3 separate regions of the Homo sapiens genome follow, and regions 2 and 3 are each linked to region 1. Evidence: chromatin contacts called from ENCODE Hi-C or POLR2A ChIA-PET data. All regions are on one chromosome and are shown on one strand. Each heading gives the region's core, a stretch centred on a gene start or an enhancer-like site at or near the end of the contact. The rest is flanking DNA. Distances are from core to core; before and after follow the strand shown. Region 1 holds the start of DSTN (destrin, actin depolymerizing factor). Region 2 overlaps RIN2 (Ras and Rab interactor 2). Region 3 holds the start of CFAP61 (cilia and flagella associated protein 61).

Region 1 (3,676 bases), core at 340-2,839:
GTGGTCTCGGACTGGCATCTTCAGCATCACCTAGGAGTTGTTAGAAATGCCCATTCTCAAGCATCATCTTAGAAGCAGTGAGGGAACCTTGGGGATGGGGCACACAAATCTAGCTTTGAACAACTTTTCCAGGTGATTCTGATGCATGCTAAAGAACCACTGCTCTAGCCCGCCAAAAATCATGTCTCAGGTGGTAAAGGCTTAGAACTGCACAACTTACTGTCTTTTTTAAAAAGAACGAGGGTAATGAGAAATGGGTTCCTATGTTGAGTGGGGCAGAACAAAAGCCACATACAACCTAGATTTTACGTAGTGCCGGAAAAAAAAATACTGACCATCTTGTCCAAAAGTCTCATATTTGGAGAATTAAAATAGTTTTGGTCGAGGCCATGATGTTCTCGGTAACCTAAATTAATTTATAAAATTCTTTGTTCCCTTTATTTCCCACAAAAACACCCGCAGCAAAAACGCTGGGATTCATCTGGGCCCTCTGAAAACCGTGTTTCCGACGCAACCGCCCATTAGAAAAACACAATTCCAAATTAAAAACCCGGAGAACTGAGCGGCGGGGCTGGCGCCACCGTCCCGGGACAGCGCGGCCTTTCCCAGCCACACCCCTGCGCGCCGCCGGCCTCCTTCCCCGGCAGTTCCCAAAGATAAATAAATGCTCCTTGTTTTTCCAGACCTGAAATTAACGGTGACTCACAGAGCACTCTGCATGGCCACGGTCGCCTCGGGAAGGAGGAAAAATGTGCAGACTTTTTTCCCCTCACGCGAGGGCAGGACAAGCCAGACTGGGCCAATCAGGGGAGGGCGGCGGGAATCGCACCAAAGTAGGTAAAAAATGCGGGAGGCGTCCCCGCTGCCGCGGCCCGCGACTCCGCTCCCGTGGGTCCTCCCCCAGTGCGTTCCCCCTCCTCGGGCCCTGCCCTCCCAACCCCCAACATCTCTCTCCTTCCACCACTGTGTCCCTCTCCCTCACCTCTCCCCTTGCCCCCACCTCCCCCACTAAGTGCCCCCTCGCCCCTCCCCCCACATCCCCCTCCTCTCCCCACACTGTCCCCTCTCCCTCACCTCTTCCCTCCCCTCTCCATCCTCCTCCTCCCCCAACTATGTGCCCCTCGCCTCTCCCCTCCAAATCCCCCTCCTTCCCACACTCTGTACCCCTCTCCCCCGGCTCTCCCCTCCTTTTCCCCTCCACGGCCTCGCCCCGCCCCAGCGGCAGGCACACCTGGCCAGGTGGCTGCCTCCCCGCGCGGGCCATGCCTGCACAGTGGGTGGGGCGTCAGGTGGCCCCGCCGAGGAGGCGAAGGAAGGCCACCCCTCCCCCATCATCTTTTGCCCGCCCCTCGCCAGCAGGAGCCAGCCCAGTCCGCCTTCTAGCCTCCTGCAGACCAGAGAGGACGCACCCCCACCCCTAAACACTTTCTGGTGAGGCGGACCCTGCCCCGCAGCCTTCAGCAGATGAGGGAAGCTCCCCTCCGAGACTCTGGATAGCCGCCGGGGGGGCGTTGCCTGGCCGGCTGGTTGCGTAGCAACGGCAGGCGGTGCGTGACGTGCGCAGCCGCGTTCCGTCCTGAGGCGCGCCCGCCCCGGGGTAAGCTCGCGCCGCCGCGTCAGCTCAGCGCTGGGTCTCTCGGTCCCGCAGCCGTGAGGAGGACGGTCTGCATACTCGCTGCCCGCCGGCTCCCTCCCCCGCGTCCCTGCGACCGCCGCGGCGAAGATGGTGAGTAGGAGGGAGGCCGAGGCGTGGGCCGAGGCGGCCGGGAGCAGTGTGTCTCTGGGGCGCCGCGGAGTCGGGGCTAAGGGGGTGAGCCGTGCCTCAGCCCGGGGAGGGACCCGGTCCGGCTGCAGTGTCCGGGCTGCGGGTGAGGGGGGGTCTCTGGGCCTCCGTCTCCCGCCGTCCTGGCTGGGCCCCCGCGCCCCGGGGTGGATCCGCGGCTGTTGCGCAGCTCCCAGCTGGGGCGAGGCCGCCGCCCTGAGCGTGGCCTCTGCGGGTGTCTCCAGACCCGGCCTTGCAACAACTGGCTGGGGTCGAGCGCCCCCACCCGCTCTGTGAAATCCATCCGGGGGTCTGCACACCGAGGCCGGGGAGTGGGGGGCGGGGGGCGTCGGAATCCGGCCACCGTCCTTGTTGGCGTGGGTTTCCCCAGAGCTGGCGCTGAGGCGCTTGGTGACTTGTGCGCGTTCCAGCCCTTGAGGTCTGTCCATCTCAATAAGGAAGATAAAGCCTTTATGGAACAGTCCTAGAGCACGGAATGATCGCTAACGAGCAGGATCCTGGCATGATTTAGAACGGGGTGGCCTTGCAGCTCCTTTGTTTTTTTCTTTTTATCTGGCAATCGGCTTCCAGCAGCACTCTCGTCGTGCTTGTCAAGCTTGGCAGTGTCTGTTTTAACCCTTCCCTGCCCGATCTGTCCGTGTATGGTTAGAATTTTTTTTCTGACCTGTAGACAGTTGGACTCTGCCAGAACTTGGTGCGCAAGGTGTGGGCATGATGCTGGGATGCTGATACAACCAAATTTAAGAGCTTTAAAAACCATTAAAATACTGGAGTCACCAGAAAGTAAACAGGTGCTCATTAGTATATTCTATATGATGGACATTTTGCTTAATTTACATATTTTCCCCCTTTACACTGTCACTCTAATTAGCTATTTAAAAACGTATTCTCAACTGAACTATCAGTTGGAACATTTTGTCGTTTTCGTTAGTGTGCACACACTGTTACCATTTTTGGTCAGTGATTTGCAGGCGTAGCCTTACCAGACTTTGCTAGAAATATTACACTGTAATTGCATCTGTCTAGAAGCAGTTGGTACCAGCTTATCTGCATACAAACTGTTTTCACTGTATAACAGTTTTGGTTTTCTTAAGTTACTACAACTTCCGTGAACATGCAGGCGGCCCCTTAGTGAAAGAAAAGATAAACCGGTAGTTTCTTGATGACTGTAGATATGTATGTAATAGGGATTTGATACTGTTCAGTTTTTGGTTCTTCTTTGGTTTAATGCTGTAAGCTACAAAGTATCAGCATCTTGAGTCTTTTTAATATCTAATTATTAGAAATTTAATAACATTTTAAATGTATATGCTACTTTATACTGAAAGACTTAATCTAGGGGCTTTGAGTTATGGTACGCTTAAGACCATTCACTCTGTGAAAGTGCTTTGAAGCTGACTAGGGTCTGCTCTAGAGACTTCTGATTTGACATTATGCTTTTTTATTGAGTGGCTAATACAGACTTTATTTTTCTGTTTGAAAATAAGAGACCAAACATTTTACCTTTAGTTAAATGCTTAGTTTTAGTTAAAGCTTAACTAAATTCAAGGAAGGAAGGGTCTGTTATATTTCCTGGTTCTTGTGAGGAGTGGGAGAAATAAAAATTAGAAATGAGCGATTTCCAAATACGCTTCAAAATTGTTGGCTTTAGGGAGATCAAGAAGACCTTACAAGTTACTCTTAGAGTTCAGATTATAGACCCCCCATTTTTAAAGGTTATTTTTGTTTTTAGCCTTATGAGCGCAGGAGCATCTTTGTTTAGTTCAGTGATTAGAGAATATTGTGGGTATTATCCCAGAGTCTAGCACTTTGCTTTTAGCTCTTTTGGTTAGATGCTTGGTTCCAAGTTTCTTTTAAGATTAAATTTTAACTACCGATGGGTTTGTTCTAAAT
Region 2 (3,427 bases), core at 576-3,075, 2.4 Mb after region 1:
ATTGATTTTAATAATTTATTTTGTTGTATTTAATATATCCAAAACATTATAATTTCTACATGCAGCCAATATAAAAAATTTTAAGGTATGAAATGTTTTACATTCTTTTTTTCATATCATGTATTCGAAACCCAATGAGTTATTTTATACTTACAGCATATCTCAAACTCAGGCCCTGAATGTTTGTCAGAAATACATGGTTTGTATTTAGATTTCATTAAATTCACAGTTAAAAAGGTAGATTCTCATAACCAAGTTCCAAAGATACTTAAACGTTTTCCAGTAACTGAACTGAACATGAGTTCTAAAATTTAAATTGATTGACACTGAATGAGATTTGATATTGACTTCCTCGGTTGTACTAGCCAACTTCAAGTGCTCAATAGCCACCTGTGGCTGTTGGCTTTCTTGTTGGACAGTGCGGGAGTCGGGAGAGAGAAGGAGGGATACAGGATAGATTACATAAGGCAGGTGACACGGCTGTCACCACACAGACAAGGGAGAGCCAGGACTCCCAAAGGGCTTCATCTCAGTCCTCCCATGGCCAGCCATTCTGGGCCCATGGGAAAGAAAGACACTGCAAAGCATAGCTAGAGATAGAGAATAACCCATTCCAGGCCAGGCACAGTGGCTCACTCCTGTAATCCCAGCACTTTGGGAGGCCAAGGCAGGTGGATCACCTGAGTTCAGGAGTTGGAGACCAGCCTGGTAAACATGGTGAAACCCCGTCTCTCCTAAAAATACCAAAATTAGCCAGGCGTGGTGGTGTGCGCCTGTAGTCCCAGCTACTCGGGAGGCTGAGGAAGGAGAATCACTTGAACCTGGGAGGTGGTGGTTGCAGTGAGCCAAGATCGTGCCACTGCACTCCAGCCTGGGCGACAGAGCAAGACTCCGTCTCAAGGGAAAAAAAAAAAAGAATAACCTATCCCAAATGGAAATTATAACAGGCACCACTGATCACAGCACTACCTCCCTCAACTTACATGGAACACTGAGACTCATCTGCAAGAGGAGACACAGGCAGTACAGATCAATAAGCAATCTGCACTACTTCGCAGAGCATTGCATATTTATGAGCATGGTGAGGAGGTTATATAGGATTTGGGAAGGAGGGACTCCAAACCACAAAGGTAAATGGTTGGGCCTGCACTGCACATTAAGCTTGCTGTGGTTTTTCTGCTGATGGGACCCATGAATGTAGTTTTCCTCCTTTGGTGGTTTTAATGCTGAATGTGTAAAACCCTAGGCAGATTGTGTAACATCCCCCAGGCCCAGCTGCTGGTCCTGCCCATTAAAGGGGAACTTCAAGGCCCGATTCCTTGGCTGGCAGCTGCACTGTGGAGGGCATCCCAGGAGAAGTTGTTGGGAAAGGGTGGTGTTGCTTTGTAAGTCGGTTCAGTTTTTGTAAAGCAAGTCAGGAAGCCCCAGTGACCTTTTTTGAGCTTATACTGGAGCAATTCCAGTTCCTTTTTTTCTTCCAACTTACCTGTGAAAAGGCAGGGCTGGAATCCTATGTTGGCCAAGCCATTTCTCCAGGGCTTTGAAGGTGACAGACCCCTGGAGCCTTCCTGTGAGCCCACAGCTGGGCCTGGCAGCCTTTCTGCCCTTTCCAGTAAAGGAATGCAGTAAACCTGAGTACAACGCACCCCCTACCCCACCCCGCAAGACTCGCGTTGTCATGCAGTGTGCTTTTTTTAATTTGTGAAGGAATGGTCTGAGTGTACCGTATTTACATTCTTGTGTTCACTGATAATGACTTTCAGATTTCTGGAGCTCCCCAGCTGACAGCAAACCCCCGAACCTTCCACCTCCCCATAGGCCTCTTTCCTCCGACGGTGTCTGTCCTGCCTCCCTGCGTCAGCTCTGCCTTATAAATGGAGTGCATTCTATCAAAACCAGGACGCCTTCAGAGCTGGAGTGCAGCCAGACCAACGGGGCCCTGTGCTTTATTAATCCCCTTTTCTTGAAAGTGCACAGCCAGGACCTCAGTGGAGGCCTGAAACGGCCGAGCACAAGGACTCCCAACGCGAATGGCACGGAGCGGACTCGGTCCCCCCCACCCAGGCCCCCGCCACCCGCTATTAATAGTCTCCACACAAGCCCTCGGCTGGCCAGGACTGAAACCCAGACGAGCATGCCAGAAACAGTCAACCATAACAAACATGGGAACGTAGCTCTGCCTGGAACGAAACCAACTCCCATCCCTCCACCCCGGCTGAAGAAGCAGGCTTCTTTTCTGGAAGCAGAGGGCGGTGCAAAGACCTTGAGCGGCGGCCGGCCGGGCGCAGGCCCGGAGCTGGAGCTGGGCACAGCTGGCAGCCCAGGTGGGGCCCCGCCTGAGGCCGCCCCGGGGGATTGCACAAGGGCCCCGCCGCCCAGCTCTGAATCACGGCCCCCGTGCCATGGAGGCCGGCAGCGGCTGAGCGACATGAGCATTTCTACTTCCTCCTCCGACTCGCTGGAGTTCGACCGGAGCATGCCTCTGTTTGGCTACGAGGCGGACACCAACAGCAGCCTGGAGGACTACGAGGGGGAAAGTGACCAAGAGACCATGGCGCCCCCCATCAAGTCCAAAAAGAAAAGGAGCAGCTCCTTCGTGCTGCCCAAGCTCGTCAAGTCCCAGCTGCAGAAGGTGAGCGGGGTGTTCAGCTCCTTCATGACCCCGGAGAAGCGGATGGTCCGCAGGATCGCCGAGCTTTCCCGGGACAAATGCACCTACTTCGGGTGCTTAGTGCAGGACTACGTGAGCTTCCTGCAGGAGAACAAGGAGTGCCACGTGTCCAGCACCGACATGCTGCAGACCATCCGGCAGTTCATGACCCAGGTCAAGAACTATTTGTCTCAGAGCTCGGAGCTGGACCCCCCCATCGAGTCGCTGATCCCTGAAGACCAAATAGGTAAGTACCCTCTTTTTTAAAATATAAAATCTATTGTAACTCTGTCCGGGCAGTGCAACCTATGTTTGTTATTTTTTATGAAGTTTACTCCGAAGTTCAAAACAACACCCAGCTCCACCTTCTCTCCCGGTTTGAATGGAAAAATCAGTTTCTCAAAGTAGCTGCTGACTGCCAGACTCAAAAATGTCTTCGGGAGTGACAGATTGGAGCTGCACAGTGATTCTGTTCAGGGATGGAGTTTGGTCCTCTGTGGGTCCAGCTGCCGCCTGCTGTGGTAACGTGTGTGTGTTACATGTGCCGGGTGTTTCTGGACGCGTGCTTCTCTGCAGGCTGTGCATACATACAAAGGTAGTTTTGTTATCTTCTGAGAGGCAGTGGGTATTTTGTTCTGTCTTGGTTGCAAGTAAACTTTTTATTGAGGTGTAGCATATGTTCAGAGAGCACAAAACTCACGTATGCATTGGAATGAGTTTCCACCGCAAGCTTACCTGTGGGACAACTACCAACCCCTGGATAAGCAGAACCTGACC
Region 3 (3,206 bases), core at 610-3,109, 2.5 Mb after region 1:
GCTTAAGAAACAAACATACATTTTTTAGGATATGAACTTTGTTAGTATTATCACAAGATGCCCTTTTTGTATGACATGTTCCCATTCCTCCATGAGACTGAAAAGAAAAAAAAAATACCGTTTTCTCTCTTATTCATAGTATCTACTGCAAAGCCATAGGTAAAAGTCTCAAGAGAAAAAGGTGGCAAAAATAATAGCAAGTTTTCCCTTTTAGATGAGTATAATAATAAACTTTGAGGCCGTCTAGGTAAAATTCTGACCAGAGGTTTTGTTTTATCAAAATGTGTAGCACATCTTATTAACAGCATTACAACCTGCATTTACAGAATTCTTCAACTTATTTAATGCCCCGGTGTATAACTGGGTTTGGTTTTACATGGCACTTCAAGTCAAAGGCAATTTCAGTAAGTTCTCATCATTAGACTGTAAGCTTCTTGAGGTCTTAGAAGCTTACAGTCTAACGTAGCTTAGAGCTGTGCTGTCCAACACAGTAGCTATGAGTCACATGTGGTGAGTACAAATTGAGGTGGACTGTAAGTGTAAAATACACATTGGTTTTGAAGATGAAGTATAAAAAAGAATAAACTACCTCATTACATTTTTTATACCGATTACATGTTGAAATGATAATATTTTGGATACATTAGCTCAAATAAAATATATATTATCAAAATTAATTTCACTTTTTTGCTTTGTTTTTACTTTTTAATGTAGATATGAGAAAATTTAAAATTTCATATGTGGTGTGCATTATATTTCCATTGGACCAGTGATGCCCAATAAAAGTTTATGTAGCTGAATTATAAAAAATGTTACTTAATGCCACATGTGGAGTAATGATGATAATGGTGATAGCTCATATTTAATAAGCACTAAGTGCCAGACACAGTGTTACTTGCTCTATATGCATTACTCCTGCGAGTCAGACAAATAGTTATGTAAAGGTCCAGTTCAAGAGAGTCATCCGGGCTCAAGAAAGACTGGAGGGAGGGTATCTGTAAAGGCTTCAAAGTCTGCCACATATTAAGCACTTGGTAAGTATTAGCTATCAAAGGAAATACCAGATAGTAAGTCTACTGTTTAATTAACTTATGATACTATACTACTCCTACCGTCTACTCTCGCCCTCCGCTGTCAGCTGGGCTAACTCCTATTCAGCCTTCAAGTCTCAGCTTAAAGGTCATTTCCTCAGCAAAATTTACTTTCAGGACCCCTTCATACGACCCCCTTATTCACGCCCATGGCATATTCTACTTTGCCTCTCGGTAACATCTAGCAAGGTCGTCTTTATACAGAAACTCGTGTTTTGAGTACTGCTTGTGGCCAGCGTACGAGCGTAGCTTCCCAGCGCCCAGTGCAGTGCCTGGCTCAGTAAATCTTCACCGAACCACCCCACTCCACTCCCCAGCAAAACCACCCCAGAACGAAGGCCACGCCAACGCGGGTCGTGCTCCGCGATGACAAGAGCCCGCGCCCCACCACCAGCTGCCCTTCCTCTCCATCTCTCAGGGTGAGCCTTCTCCCCGGCGGGAACACTCTCTCCCAACCCGGGCACCCTCAGGGCTGAGGGATGCCCCTTTCCTAGGCCACCTCCTACAAGGCCCCTCGCGATCGCCTACCTTGGCCACTTTGGGAATCCGCTGCTTCCCGGCCGCGGTGGAGGCCGCCATGTCTGCAGCAGTCGACCTCTGGACACCTGTCCCCGGCACGGACGCTAGAAATCGGCTCTGAGAGCTCACCGAAACCACAAAGCTTTCAGAAAACAAACAGGATCTCGGAACCGGAAGCGGAACTTGCAGGACTGACCTTTGACCTCTCGCTTGAGCCGTGACGGAGGCGGCACCGTTTCCATGGTGACCAGGCTGCGCGTCCTCCTTGCGGCAGCGCGTGGAGTGCGGCGTCCTGGAGCTGCGGATGAGGTGGGTAACGCCGTGCTGACTAGCAGCGACGCAAGGACTGCGGTGCAGGGCGTCCAGGGCGCATCCCCAGGTCAGCCTCCGGAACTGGGATGACCAGGCGAGGACGAGTGGCTCTGTCGAGCCGTGGCGCCCTGCAAGGGAGTAAGAACGGAGCTCCAATCTGGATGCTCGAGGGCGGGGGAAGAAGGGAGAGCGAGGAAACTACCATTCCCAGCATGCGACGGGGCGAGCTGCCGCCCTTTTAGGCTGCAATGCCTCGAGCATTGCATTCTAGTAGTCTCTGGGTCCACGCCCCCTCGTTTCTGGTTTCGGGACAGTTGTGCCCAAATAATTCTAAGGTGCCCAAATAATTAACTCTAAGGCTTGGAATTAAAAATAACAGAAGGTACTTTGAAGCCAGATATTAGGAAAAAATATAAATAGAGTAACTGGAAAACAACTCAGTCTTGTGATAAGAAACATGTTTAAATTCTGTGTGTGCCTTAATTACTCTAGTTAAATTTTCTTAGCCTCAATGTCCTCAACTATAAAACAAGGCTAATAACATCTGTTTCACTAGGATTAAAGACAAATGCTCAGTAGATGTTAGCTGTTATAATACTTAACCTGCCCTCAAAAACTGAAAAGCAAAGGTTAAGAGAATTTTTTTTAATAGACATTTTTAGAGAAGTTTTAGGTTCACAACAAAATTAAGTGGAAGACACAGAGATTTCCTCCCTCCACAGCTTCCTGCTATCAATTATTGTACCTCTTCCCTCCTCTAACAGCCTCCAACTCTTAAAAATATCCTCCACCAGAGCAGTACATTTGTTACAATCTTGAACCTACATTGACACATCATTATCACCCAAAGTTCATAGTTTATATTAGGGTTCACTCTTGGTGTACATTCTATGAGGTTGGACAAATGTATAATGACATGACTTGGCAGCTCATTTGTTAGGATAATTTCCACAGTTGCAAAGCTCTTTTGGTGTTTGGGGAAAATATATATTTATGTATGTAGTAATATCACGTCTACCAATGCAGATATTACTTTCAACAAAAGATTTATGCAGATTTCTAGAACTGCAGTCAGTTATAACCAACATCAATGTATTTGCCATAACTCTTTATTAACCATATTATTTAGATATTTTATCTCACTTTTCAAAATTTAAATAGAGAAGATTTTATATCACTTTCATAAAGCCACCTAACAAAATAAATAAATATTAAAAAGATGTTTCTTTGAAGTGATTTTCCTTAAATGTGTTACTGTAAACAATTGATTTACCAAATGAATCA

What was found. Hi-C counts contacts between places; a loop is a spot of excess contacts on that map. ChIA-PET counts read pairs that join two places held with the same protein, here RNA polymerase II (POLR2A). Pooled maps may share reads with other maps.
Region 2: POLR2A ChIA-PET joins it to region 1 with 17 read pairs in MCF 10A. The contact joins the enhancer-like site here to the promoter of DSTN in region 1. POLR2A ChIA-PET finds 5 or more read pairs at or near these places in 2 of 52 experiments (MCF 10A and naive thymus-derived CD4-positive, alpha-beta T cell).
Region 3: a loop to region 1 is called in a pooled map, with 21 times the contacts of the local background. The contact joins the promoter of CFAP61 here to the promoter of DSTN in region 1. A Hi-C loop is called at or near these places in 5 of 50 pooled maps.

Annotation. Positions count from the first base shown.
Region 1 is chr20:17,568,486-17,572,161 of GRCh38, forward strand. It overlaps DSTN (destrin, actin depolymerizing factor), which reads left to right and starts at 1,590. Exons shown (of 4, transcript NM_006870.4): 1 at 1,590-1,726. The coding sequence starts at 1,724. It also overlaps a transcript of BFSP1 not described here. RefSeq lists an enhancer at 553-1,120 and silencers at 1,531-1,720, 1,741-2,030.
Region 2 is chr20:19,972,891-19,976,317 of GRCh38, forward strand. It overlaps RIN2 (Ras and Rab interactor 2), which reads left to right. Exons shown (of 13, transcript NM_018993.4): 9 at 1,764-2,897. Among named protein-coding and RNA genes, the nearest start is that of NAA20, 43 kb to the right of the region's middle. Within about 2 kb of position 1,826, at least 33 of the 41 ENCODE cell types and tissues checked have a DNase peak (open chromatin) inside an H3K27ac peak, as active enhancers do.
Region 3 is chr20:20,050,673-20,053,878 of GRCh38, forward strand. CFAP61 (cilia and flagella associated protein 61) reads left to right here and starts at 1,860. Exons shown (of 27, transcript NM_015585.4): 1 at 1,860-1,919. It overlaps CRNKL1 (crooked neck pre-mRNA splicing factor 1), which reads right to left and starts at 1,794. Exons shown (of 14, transcript NM_001278628.2): 1 at 1,620-1,794. The coding sequence starts at 1,670. RefSeq lists enhancers at 1,649-1,818, 1,829-2,128 and a silencer at 2,219-2,268.